2 separate regions of the Mus musculus genome follow, and region 2 is linked to region 1. Evidence: chromatin contacts called from ENCODE Hi-C or POLR2A ChIA-PET data. All regions are on one chromosome and are shown on one strand. Each heading gives the region's core, a stretch centred on a gene start or an enhancer-like site at or near the end of the contact. The rest is flanking DNA. Distances are from core to core; before and after follow the strand shown.

Region 1 (5,699 bases), core at 2,899-5,398:
CTGGAGAGATGGCTCCGCAGTTGGAACCACCAACTGCTCTTGCAGACGACTTGAGTTCAGTTCCCAGCCCCCCACACTGGGTGGCTCACGAAGGCCTGTGACTCTAACCTCAGGGGACCCAATGTTTTCTTCTTGTCTCTGCCAGCACCTGCGTTCATAGGCACACACTCCCTTGAAGACACACACATCTCATTTAAAAATTAAAATAAAATAAATCATAAAAAACCATGAGCCAAAATAATATTTTCTTTCTTATTTTAAAGGATTTGTTTATTTTAATTTATGAGTATGAATGTTTTGTCTGCATGTATCTATGTGCACCGCAGGCAGGTCTGGTGGCTGCAAAGGCCAGAAGAGGTTACTAGATGCCCTGGAACTAGAGTTACAGATGATTCAGAGCCACCGTGTGGGTGCTAGGAACTGAACCTGGGTCAGTAAAAAACAGAAAGCGCTCTTAATGGCTGAGCCAGCTCTCTAGGCCCATCCTTTCTTTCTTACAAACTGATTAACTTGGCTATTTTATCACAGTGACAGAAAACTGGTGAACATAATTCCGTAGCGTCCCCAGCACCTTGTCCTTGACAGAGACTTGCTAGGTCTCTTTCCTCATAGCTGAAGCATCAGTGTGCTGAGAACGTCCTTCTGCTATCTGTCTACCTGTCTGTACCGTTCCGAAGCCGCTTCATTTGTCTTTACAGAAGCCAGTGAGCAGCGTGTCCTGGCCAGAGCACAGCTTGTTCTTTTCTTACCTAGGTTTATAACTCAGGGTTGGGGGAGGAGGAGAGCTGGAGGTCCTGGGATCCTGGAGATAAAAACCCATTGGGCTCGATGCTATTTTTTTTTTTTTTTTCATCATTTGCTGGGCATTCGTGGACAATTGTGCACTGAAGAGTCACCCAGCCTCGAGCTCAACAGGGCTCACGGGGTGTCCTTGTGGGCAGCTTCTGCTCTGCCTCAGCAGGTTTTCTGTCCCCTCTGCTCTTTCCTCAGGAGGTCCTGATTTCCTCACCTTAGCCTTCCTCATTTAGTCAGCGACGTTGAGCAAGTAGCACTGGGCAGTGGGGTCATGACCCTGCTTCCCAGGAAAGGGCGCCCCCCCCAAGATCAACAGTTACTTGGTTTCTGAAGGTCTTGGTGGCCCCAAAGGTCCTGTCACTCTGGTTCATGTCCATATCCAGCTCCCATGTGAAGGGTGTGCTGGGCTCTGGCCAGGAGTGCAGGCTCTGAGGTCAGCTCCCTAAAAAGTGACCACCGGATCAGCCTTAGGCCAGCCTGTGACCTTGACCTTGAGGCCCTGTGAAATGGAGTCCAGCAGGGCTCTTTATCTCACAGAGAGGTGGAGATTGAATGTAATGATTTGTTTTAAGTGTTGGCTTGGTTAAGTGTGGACAAAGTGAGAGCTGTCACCCTGGGCCTGTCATCGCCCTGTGGATCCAGGGTAGAGAGCCTTCTTGGATGCTTCTCGTGCCTCCAGCAGAGCCTCAGAGCAGCAGCACTCTCAGCAGGGCCTGGAGACTGTACGTGAAGTCACAGAGGCAGGGCCGGACCTCACTGACTGACCTCTGAGGGCAGAAGCAGGCTGTGGGACAAAGGTCTTGATGAATCTACCTACGCGTAGTTCTACTTTTCTCCCTTCAATTCCGCGTGACAAGGGAGTCTACCTTAGGCACCACTTCCCGTCTTTTCCAGAAGAATCTCATTCTCCTCCTGTGGCAAGGAACCTCTGCAGCAGGATGTGACAGTATGGCTGTGACCTGCGGCTGAGGCCTGCGGCTGTGGCCTGCAGCCCACTCCTGCTCTCTCCCACAGTGAACCACATTTGTATCCTTCCGGTCCCCAAGTTAGGGTCTGGGGCTTTGTGAAGGAAGCTGAGAACCTTAGTGCCTGTAGCCTAAGCTTGCATCCCTGACAACTCTCCCTGTTCCCCAAAGCTCTCAGAAATGGGCTGGGCTGAAGTGCCGTGGTCGGTTATCAGAAGGAAGAATCAGCCATCTGGGATCTCCCCTTTCCTCTCCTCACAGCCCCTCCTCCCCAGACTGTGTTTGTGGGGAGGAATGCAATGTCACCTTGCAAACGACCTCTAAACTCTTGGTTCCAAACCTCTAGAGCAGACGTTCTCAACCCCACAGGGGTCACACATCAGATAGCCTGCATGTCAGATATTTACACTACAATTCATTACTGTAGCAAAATCACAGTTATGAAGTAGCAATTTGTTCTGTCAGTAGGCTTGTCTGGTCCTACAAGAAATCCTGGGTGGATAACGCTAGGGGTCAATCCTGACCCGCACTGGGGCTGGGAGTACTGAGAAGGAGGCCCGTTGTTCTGGACCCACAGAGAGGCTTGGGTTATGTTATGGTAGGCTAGAGCAAGAAGAGAGTTGATGGGAGTTGATGCAGAGTCTGTCTGTTTCCTCGATGAAGACCCGGAGGTTCTGAGAGGTAACGTGATGATATCAGTCCGCAGTGTGGGCTGCTGTACAGCACTGTGCCCCAGGGGCTGCCCAGTCACAGTGGCAAAGTCTGGAGCTTCTGAGAGATTGCGCTGTGAGACTGGGAGCTCAGCCGTCTCTCACACCAGACTTTCTGTCTCGCTTTGCAAAGAAAAAGTGGCTCTTGGCCTCCAGGGAAGTAAAAGGTAAACACACGTGGTTCCCAGGAAGCCTTGAGTGGAGAGCTACTGCACACAGCCTCCATGGCTTGCCTTTTGCCCACTGCAGGGACCCAGGAGGCTTTAAAAGGCAGAGCTGCCAAAGCCTTAAATAGCCTCTCTGCTCCACAAGTGCCTGCGCAGGTGCAAATGCGCTGGTCTGCGCCACACACCCTGACAAGACAGCAAGCCAGATCCCAGCCTCTCACAGGCCAGGAGCCTCTTGGGAGACTGGATAGGCAGAGTGACCCAAAACAACAGTCCAGGAGGTAGGAGGTTTGTCTACAGACCCTGGATCCCTGGACTGAACTCAGTGAACATTTATTAGGTGGTGAGTTTGTGCTCAGTCTACACGTGGGGAGAGGACAGAATACATTTAATACTACACACACACACACACACACACACACACACACACACACACACACACACCACTTTCAAAGAGCTTGCTGGGGGTTTAAGGTTCACGCTAATTACAGAGAGGAAAGGCAGGAGCTGTATTAAAGGCCAGAGAGAACAAGTTATGAAAAAAATTCCAAAACTCAGGCTGGCCCCAAACCATTCTGAAGGGCCCAGCTGAGAGCTTAGTAGTTGGGGTTGGGGGAGGGAGGGAGGCCCACTTCTTGTGGCCAAGAGTTTATTGGGCTACACCCCTCTGCCTCAGTCAGAAGGAAATTTTCTTTTTTTTCTTTTTCTTTTTCCTTTTTCTTCCCTTTCTTTTTTAAACTGGTCTCTTTATGTAACCTTGACTTTCCTAGATTTAGCTGTGTAGACCAGGTTGGCCTTGACTCACAGAGATTCACCTGACTCTGTTCCTTTGTACTGGGATTAAAGGTGTGCACTAGCACCAGGCAGGAGGGGACTTTTAAGGACTACTTCACCCTACAGAGTTGAGTGTACCACAAGTCCTCCTAGCCCTGGAAAATATAGCATAGATGCTTTTGCACCAGGTAGAGCCTCCTGTGAGACAGCTGAGGTCAGTATGATTCTTGGGCAAAATCATGTAGTGATTAAGAAAAGCAGTGCCAGCCGGGTGTGGTGGTGCACGCCTTTAATCCCAGCACTCGGGAGGCAGAGGCAGGCGGATTTCTGAGTTTGAGGCCAGCCTGGTCTACAGAGTGAGTTCCAGGACAGCCAGGGCTACACAGAGAAACCCTGTCTCGAAAAAAAAAAAAAAAAAAAAAGAAAAAGAAAAAAGAAAAGCTGTGCCATTTCAGGGTCTGGAGATCCTATCCAGACTCCTTTAATAACCGTGTGACTTTGTCATTAACCTATGCTTCAATGCTCGAATCCGTAAAGAGAAGGTAACAGTAATCCTTAACTCAAAGGCTTAGAGGAAGGACTGCGTGGGGTAGGTCTAGCTCCCAGCTTGGCCTTCTCTGCTGTAACAGTGACATCATCACTTTGTGCTGCTCTTCGTTGCCAAGGCCTGGTGTGGTGTGTGGTTGTTTCTCTTGTCCGACTGACCGTTGATCAGATCAGGCAAGCCTCAATGAGTCCTTTCTTTCCCCAGGTGCCCTACAGACACCTTTCAACTCAGGGATGGGGGTAGGGTGAGAAAGGACCCGGATGTTCTTTATGTAGCTGTTCTCAAAGTTGATCAGAGGTAGGGAGATAGTCAGGAAGCTGGGTGTCACTGCATTTCCAAGCTTCCTAAGCTAGAACACAGTTTCCTTATCAGGGGAGAAAAGCTAGGGATAGCAGCTGGAATCTTAGAACTAAGGGGTAGGCAGGAAGACAGATTCAGGGTCATCTCTGGCTACATACCAACTTTGAGGCCAGCCAAGACTATAAGACTCTCAGAAAAACAAGAAAGTAGTGCATAATAAACAAATAGTGAAGATCTTAAATGAGAGCAGTGATTCTTAGTTGATCAGAAGAGGAAAGGATCCTCCATTAGAGATGATGGGGGTGGGGGTCTGGGGGAAGTCCTCTGAATTTAGATGTACACCAAAAACTGCCTAGAGACAAATAAATAGCACTTGCCACACAATAGACGCTGTGTTCTTTCAAACACTCAGGGATGCTGCCATGCTTCGAGTTTTAGATGAATGCACAGGAACTCTTCGCTGGCACGCATTTCTCATGGGTGGATTCTTAGAATGCAGTCACAATTACTTGCAGGAATGTCGGACCGAGTTCGAAATTTAAAGAGGCACTCCAAAGTTTGGCACCCCCTGTGTCTAGGGAAGGGCGCATTCCACCTTTCCTGCACCCTAATGCCAGCCTCGTAAGAGAACATTCCTCCCTGTCAGCTCCGTCCTCCTCTTGATAAACAGCAGCCACTAGCCTAGGTTCCCTGTGGCCCTGAGAGCAAAATGGAAGGAGGAAGGGTAGGGTAGGGGTAGTGTTGTCTGAGCAGAAAAGGGCAGTCCTATCGGCAGGTTTGGGGTGGCTGGGCACGTCACTGTCCTGGTCATAGTTTCCTATCACACATGTTTATGCACGGCCCATAGGAAATAGGGGGAGCAGAAATGTCCACACAGCCCTACCTTCAGCCTCTGAAAAAAATGTGTTTTTGTTTTGTTTAACTTTTCAGGAAGTCACAGCCCCTTTCAAACCTCAGTAAAGAGTCTGGACCCTCATACCAATTCCTAGGACACAGCCGTACTTAAAAGACCATTGGTGGTTCTCGCCCAGGTCCAGGAGCCACCCTCCCCTACACGCCACGTGGCCTCTATGGGCATATTTGGACCCTGAGATAGAAATGTTTGCATTTGAGGAAAAGCCTTGACTTAGATTTCCACAGATAACTTTATGAGTTCCAAACATCCCATGGAACCTAGGAGTGTCTCACTTTCCAAATGGCTATGGTTGGAACCTTGGATTTTAGAAGGCACCTTAGCAGGCTGCAGGCACTAAGATAGAGCCTTATAGGGGTAAACTAAGCTTCAAGAGGCCAATGGAACCAAGAGAGAAGCACAGAGTCTATTGCAAAGTCAAGAATCCTTTCTGTCTTGCAGTTTTGTATCTGTGGCCTGCAGACTTTCAAGCCCTTGAAATGGAAGCTACTTCCACCTTGGGGCAAGACCCTCAGGCTCCCTTTCCTC
Region 2 (5,935 bases), core at 385-2,884, 40 kb before region 1:
TTTAGGCCTCTATATGGCTCCCTCTTCTGCTGTCTTCCCTGCCCCTTTGGACACGGTCTCACTGCATAGCCCAGCTGGTCTTGAACTTAAGCTGTCTCCACCTTTAAGATCCTCTCTTGCATATTCTTGGGTTGCACAGTCCCCGAGCTCAGTCCCTTGCTAGTGTTTGGTGCTAGGATGCTGGAGAAGAAACTTAAGTGTCTCAAATACACACTGCTTTCCCACAAATTTATTAAAGAAAAGAGCTTTAGGGTGTGGCATCACTTCCGGGACAGGGGAGTGGCTTGGGACATCTGTTGGAAAACCTGCTCCACCCCTAAGGACTGTCTTTTTCTCTCCTGGACTGTAATCCTCACATAGGGCTGACAGGCCCGGTGCTGTCACTGTCTTCAGGCCAAAACCCACAAAAGGGCAGACTCCTGCGGCTCTCTGTTTGGGGCAGGCCCCATGCCGCCACTGTGCCGCCCTTGGCCTTCCATGCCAAGAGCAGCCGTCTTGCCCTTAAAAATCAACAGCCTCTAATCCGCGGTAGGGCGGGGTGTCTTTTGCGTGTTATTCTGGTGATAATCCCTGACTGTCCCTGAAAGCTCCTCCAGCCTTGGATTCAACCTCCCTGGGAGGCTCCAGCTCTTGCCCAAGGCCCCAGGACTGGGCCTGGACCGTGCAACATTAAAGATGAGGGGCGTGGCCTTCGGGGGGGCTGGGGGGAAGGGCTGCGGGACTGCGGTTGTCCCGCAGGGGAGGCCAGGAAACTGCTTAGAGAGGCTCAGGTTAGCTCAGCCCCTCCCCGGCAGGAATCTGAGTCTTCGGAAACCCAAGTGAGAATTACAGGCGACAATAGGGTTGGTCCTCCACTAGAGGAGGCAGAATGTGCAGAGAGGCTGCAAGGGAGGACCTGCGTGGGAGAGCGCGGCGGGGCCTGCTTACTCTTTGCGGAGAGCTCGCCCATCTCCCCTGCAAACAGAACTTGGCCAGTGGCCTTTAGGAAAGACTACTCAGAGTGCAGTTAACCGTGGATTTACCACACACAAACTGCCCAAGGATCTATCTGTTCCCCCCACCCCCCCACCCCCCAGTGCTCACCCAAGACCAGAGCACTTTCTGGGTCAGAACTTTGCTTGGAGGTTTTCAGCCCCATTTGGCACTTAGCTCTAGAGTCCACTTTGGCTCTAGAGTTTCCCCCAAAGCAAATATTCTCCAGGTCCACCCAGCCCACCTCCGCTGCCCCGCTGCCCCGTGGATCCTACTTTTAAGAGCCAAGTAAAAGAGTTAACACGGAAAGAGCAACAAAGACAATGCTGCCTGCCGAGCACAGCTCTGAAAATGGAACTAGTCCCAAATTTGTAAGTGAAGGAACCGAAGTTCCAAGAAATTGGCTGCCCAAAGGTCAGATCTGAAGGGCTGTGTGCCCATATGGAAGTCCTTAGGCCGGCGCTCTTTTTTTGAATATGGTTCTCAACGCGTGTGGATTTGATGTGGAAGCAGAAGCAGCGGGGAGCACACAGTAACGAAGGTGCTGGGTCAGAGGCGTGGCTTGGTGACAGACCACTTCCCTTTCACTCGTAGGCTGGATCCCCAACAGGGGCGGGGGATGGGTAGGCAGGTTCTCTGACTGAATCAGACAATCAGGAGAGATGCCCGGGCATGAGGACCACTGCCCTATCCATGGCTGCCCTGGAAGTCTCTTTCTGCGCGCCTCTGCTGGCCAGTTTCATGTTGATTTTGCCTTTTAATTCATTTAATAGCACCTCCCCCCCCCCTCTGCTCCCCGGAAACCAAGGGTCAGAACAGTTCAGTGAGGTTGCCAGGACCACCCAGCTTTTAAGTATTAGAGTTCCTGGGATCTGGGACCTGGGTCGCTAAGCCACTACACCCAGCTTTCACAAACCTCAAAAGGCCCACCCAGAATTATGGCTCACACCTTCAAACCCAGTACTTAGGAAGCTGGGGTAAGAGGCTTGTTTAAGGCTAGCCTGGGCTACGTAGGATGTTCCAGTTCAACCTGGGCTTCAAGAGTGAGAGATCTTGCCTCAAAAAAGAACCAAACAGACCCTCAAAGGACCAGTCTAAAGAATTTTAATGTAGTATTTCTAGGTTTTCCCACAGGAAAACCAATGAAACGAAGCCCAGATTTCATTTTATCCTGGCAGCCAGGATGGGTGGCAGCATCTCTCCCCTATACCCATTATAGGCACACCATTGCCTTGTCTCCGAGAGCCCGAGGCCCCTTTCTTTTCATCCTCGGCCACACCAGAGCTGAGGCGTCATGGGTGCTGAAGGGCTCTGCCACTTCAGTACATCTGAGCCACGGGATTTCTCCAAGCTGTAATGGAGAACCTGAATCCAGAGAGAAGTCTAAATGTAGAATAAAAAATAAACAAAGAAAGAAGGAAGAAAAGAAACAGAGAGAGAGAGAGAGAGATGCCTTTGTCTCCAAACAATGACAAACAAACCCAGAAGTTAGTTCTGAAGTTGAAAGTCAACATTGCACACCACGATGAGAGTGAGTGTGGCCTCCCCACTAGAGCATACATTTCAAAAGGCGAGAGTTCTTGTTTGGAATGTAATGCAATTAGAACAAGAAGTACTGACAGTTTCTGGCTGTAGTCCAGGTGAGAAGACCCCCAGCAGGCCATGGTATCTGTCAGCTAGATGGGAAAAGGGGAAGGTGCTGAATTTTCCACCCCATCCAGCCCGGAGAGAGCCTGCCAAGATGCCCGCCTATTCAGTCCAGTTCAACAAACCACATCTCCAGCTCCTTCTATCAGACGCAGACATCTAGGATGCAGTGAAGATCCCTGCCTGCCGTACAGTCCTGCCCTCCTAATCTCCTAAAACGGCAAGGGTTAGCAGGGAATAAAGTGTCTAAAGTGGGGAAGCCAGGAGATAAAATGACCCTTCATGCCACCCCAACGGCTGCTGCGGGGACTGTGGACTTTGTCTCCCTCGGTGCTGCAGCACCTCACCTGACAGGGCTAATGAACAAGTGAATGAACTCTGCATTCATTCAGAAAGGGCCTAGCAGACGGAAGAGGAGTTGTGTGCCAGACCCCCTTCAATGGAGCATCTTGCTTGCTGTACTGCAGTATCCTTGGTACTGGCCATAGATGAAATAGACTATAGAGGGAATAAACAAGAGAGGATTCAGGGAGCACAGAGTCCCCAGTGCTGGGGTGACGACAGTCCTGAGGGGCCCCCTTTGACTGACTTGCCAGCATGAGTCAGCAGGACTGTGCCCACCTGGGACCCTGACCCAGCCCAGGTGCTTTGCTCTCACCCAGCCCTCATTCCTTCCTCGCCCAGCTGGTGCAGCTGGAGACCTCACATGGCGGGTGCACCGCTCTCTCTTCAGTTCTCAGGCTTCCAGTGCCGCTGTGAGATGGGAGGACACAGTCACTGAGCCCAGCCTGCACTCAGCAGTGCCTCTGATAGCAGACAAAGCTGAAGGAAACCGAGGGGGAGCGAGCAAGCCAGCAATGGCAGAGTTCTCTGTGGAGCCAGGGAGGTCTGACTGGAGGGGGCTCTCCCTATCTCTGCTGGGTGACCTTGGAGCCCCCACAAAGCCTTGCTGCTTCTCTGCTTTTGATGTCTGGAAGGACCTTCCTCTGAAAGATTTCCTTCTCACCAGAAGTCAGTGTAGGCCTACTCTGGATTGAGCAAACCCCCCAACAAAATAGCTAAAATAGCTTCTTAACTAAGGTCAAGGGATCGTACCGGAAACAGCCCAGCATCAGGCCCTGGCAAACTGGCAGATTCTCTGTCTTTCTCCAGTCGTGGGGACCAAGATAAAAATTTGTGCGTAAACCGGGCGTGGCGCATGCCTTTAATCCCAGCACTTGGGAGGCAGAGGCGGGCGGATTTCTGAGTCCTAGGCCAGCCTGGTCTACAAAGTGAGTTCCAGGACAGCCAGGGCTATACAGAGAAACCCTGTCTCGAAAAGCCAAAACAAAAACAACAACAACAACAACAAAAAAAAACGAAACTTGTTCTTAGGAGGAAGCAACCCCTCCCACCCTCTGAACTGAGCTCCATCCCCAGCCCAGTCCTAGAGCTGCGCTTTTTTTTTTTTTTTTGGAGACTGTCTCATGTGGCCTTTCAGTAGCTGAGGATGACCTTGAACTCCTAATCCTCCTGCCTCCTCCACCTTGCAAGTGCTGGGTGCATTCACCAGGAGTGTTACCTAGGTGGCCTTGAATTCTTTCTTCCTCCTCCTGGGGAACTGGAGTTATAGGCATGTACTTCCATGTCTGACCTGACCATGACCTCTTAAAAAAAAAACTCAAAAACTATATATATGCGTGCGCGTGCGTGTGTGTGTGTGTGTGTGTGTGTGTGTATGTGTGTGTGTGTGTGAATTTGCATTCATGTATGTGTATGTACCAAGTACATGCTTGGTGTCCTCAGAAGCCAGAAGGGGGCATCAGATCCCCTGGAACTGGAGTTACAGATGGTTATGAATCAACATGTGGATGCCAGGAAACGAACCTGAGTCCTCTGGAAGGGGCATGGAATGTGGGTCACAGGATTGAACTCAGATCAGCTGGCTCAAGTGGCAAGAGCTTTTACCTGCTGATCTGTCTTGTCCCTCTTCAATACCCTTGCTGACTTGGTGCTATTGTGTTTATTTGTTTCTTCTTTCTTTGTTTCTTTCCTCCCCCCTCCCCCACCCCAAGATAGGGTTTCTCTGTGTAGCCCTGGCTGTCCTGGAACTTGCTCTGTAGACCAGGCTGGCCTTGAACACAGAGATTCTCCTGCCTCTGCACCACCCACCCCACCTGGTGCACTGTGTTCTTTCAAATTCTTCACATGCACCAACCATTTCACCATCTTTCATCAAAACCATCTGAGGGGATCTTAGTTTGAGGGATTAGCTTGCCCAAGGTCGCACAGCTGAGAGGCATAAGAGTCAAGACTTGAATCCAGGTCTGCCCTGTTCCAACCCCCTAACCTTTGTGCTGTTCTGTCTGCCACTCACAGCTCTTGGTCTTTTGCCCTGGTCCTGGAAGACTGGAGCTCTGGGGAAGTCAGTTCTCTAGTGCCCAGAGCAGTGTCTGCCTAGTATGTACACTACGAGTAGACGGGTGATGGGTGGGTGGGTGGATGGATGGGTGGGTGGATGGATGGATGGAGGGTCACTAGTGCATGCTCATCTCCCCTTCACTGGCATTGTCCTGGCCACAAGCTTTTCTGAAGCCCAAGGCAGTGCCCCAGGGTAAGGAGTCAGATGTCAACCTTGCTTGCCCTCACCTTCTAAAAATACTAAGGAAGCATGAGTCCTGCTTGTCACCACACAGCTACCCAGTTGCTCCCTGTACGGTCCCTGTCTGCCACCTAGCACCTGCTCCCTCAAGCCTTCTGCTTGACAGCTGCCTCCATCATTGCACGGCTTTGCTGTAAGACCAAGGCCAGCTTTGCCCGAGAGAACTCAGGAGCACCCGGGCAAGCCCAGCTCCTAGGCTGGACTTGAGGACACCAAGACAAGTTTAGGCTTGCATGTGAGAGCCAGCCCTTCTTTGGCCAGGGTTCTGGTTTCATGTGTATGTCCTGCTAGCTTATTTGGAGTTTGAACCCCAGCCCATTTAAAGGCAGTGAACATTCAGGACATGAGTTGGGACTCAGCACCTCCCCCCCTTAGTTGCCATGTGACTTGGGGCCTCTATTAGTTACCTGCTAAACAGGGGGTACTAATATTACAAAGAGTGATGGTGTCATCCTATTTACAAACACATATTTATATACATATATAAGTTTGATAGGATATGAATTGAACTATAACAGTCTCATCTCTAGATTGTACCTAGGATAAATTCTTTTTAAAAATTTTATTATTTTTTTAAAATTTTTAAAAAAGATTTGTTTATTTTATGTATATGAGTACACCATTGCTCTCATCAGACACAACAGAAGAGGGCAACAGATCCCATTACAGATGGTT

Evidence for each region. A loop is a pair of places that touch in the nucleus more often than their neighbours do. ChIA-PET counts read pairs that join two places held with the same protein, here RNA polymerase II (POLR2A).
Region 2: a loop to region 1 is called in a map of heart, with 3 times the contacts of the local background. The contact joins two enhancer-like sites. A Hi-C loop is called at or near these places in 11 of 37 maps with a recorded cell type or tissue (CH12.LX, Patski, gastrocnemius and 3 more). POLR2A ChIA-PET finds 5 or more read pairs at or near these places in 4 of 5 experiments (Patski and embryonic stem cell).

Annotation. Positions count from the first base shown.
Region 1 is chr6:120,146,005-120,151,703 of GRCm38, reverse strand. The region is part of intron 1 of Ninj2 (ninjurin 2); the gene reads right to left. Among named protein-coding and RNA genes, the nearest start is that of Gm25327, 5.1 kb to the right of the region's middle. Within about 2 kb of position 4,148, at least 1 of the 3 ENCODE cell types and tissues checked has a DNase peak (open chromatin) inside an H3K27ac peak, as active enhancers do; it is heart, where a contact is called at or near this core.
Region 2 is chr6:120,183,375-120,189,309 of GRCm38, reverse strand. All of the region lies in intron 1 of Ninj2 (ninjurin 2), which reads right to left. Among named protein-coding and RNA genes, the nearest start is that of Gm25327, 43 kb to the right of the region's middle. Within about 2 kb of position 1,634, at least 1 of the 3 ENCODE cell types and tissues checked has a DNase peak (open chromatin) inside an H3K27ac peak, as active enhancers do; it is heart, where a contact is called at or near this core.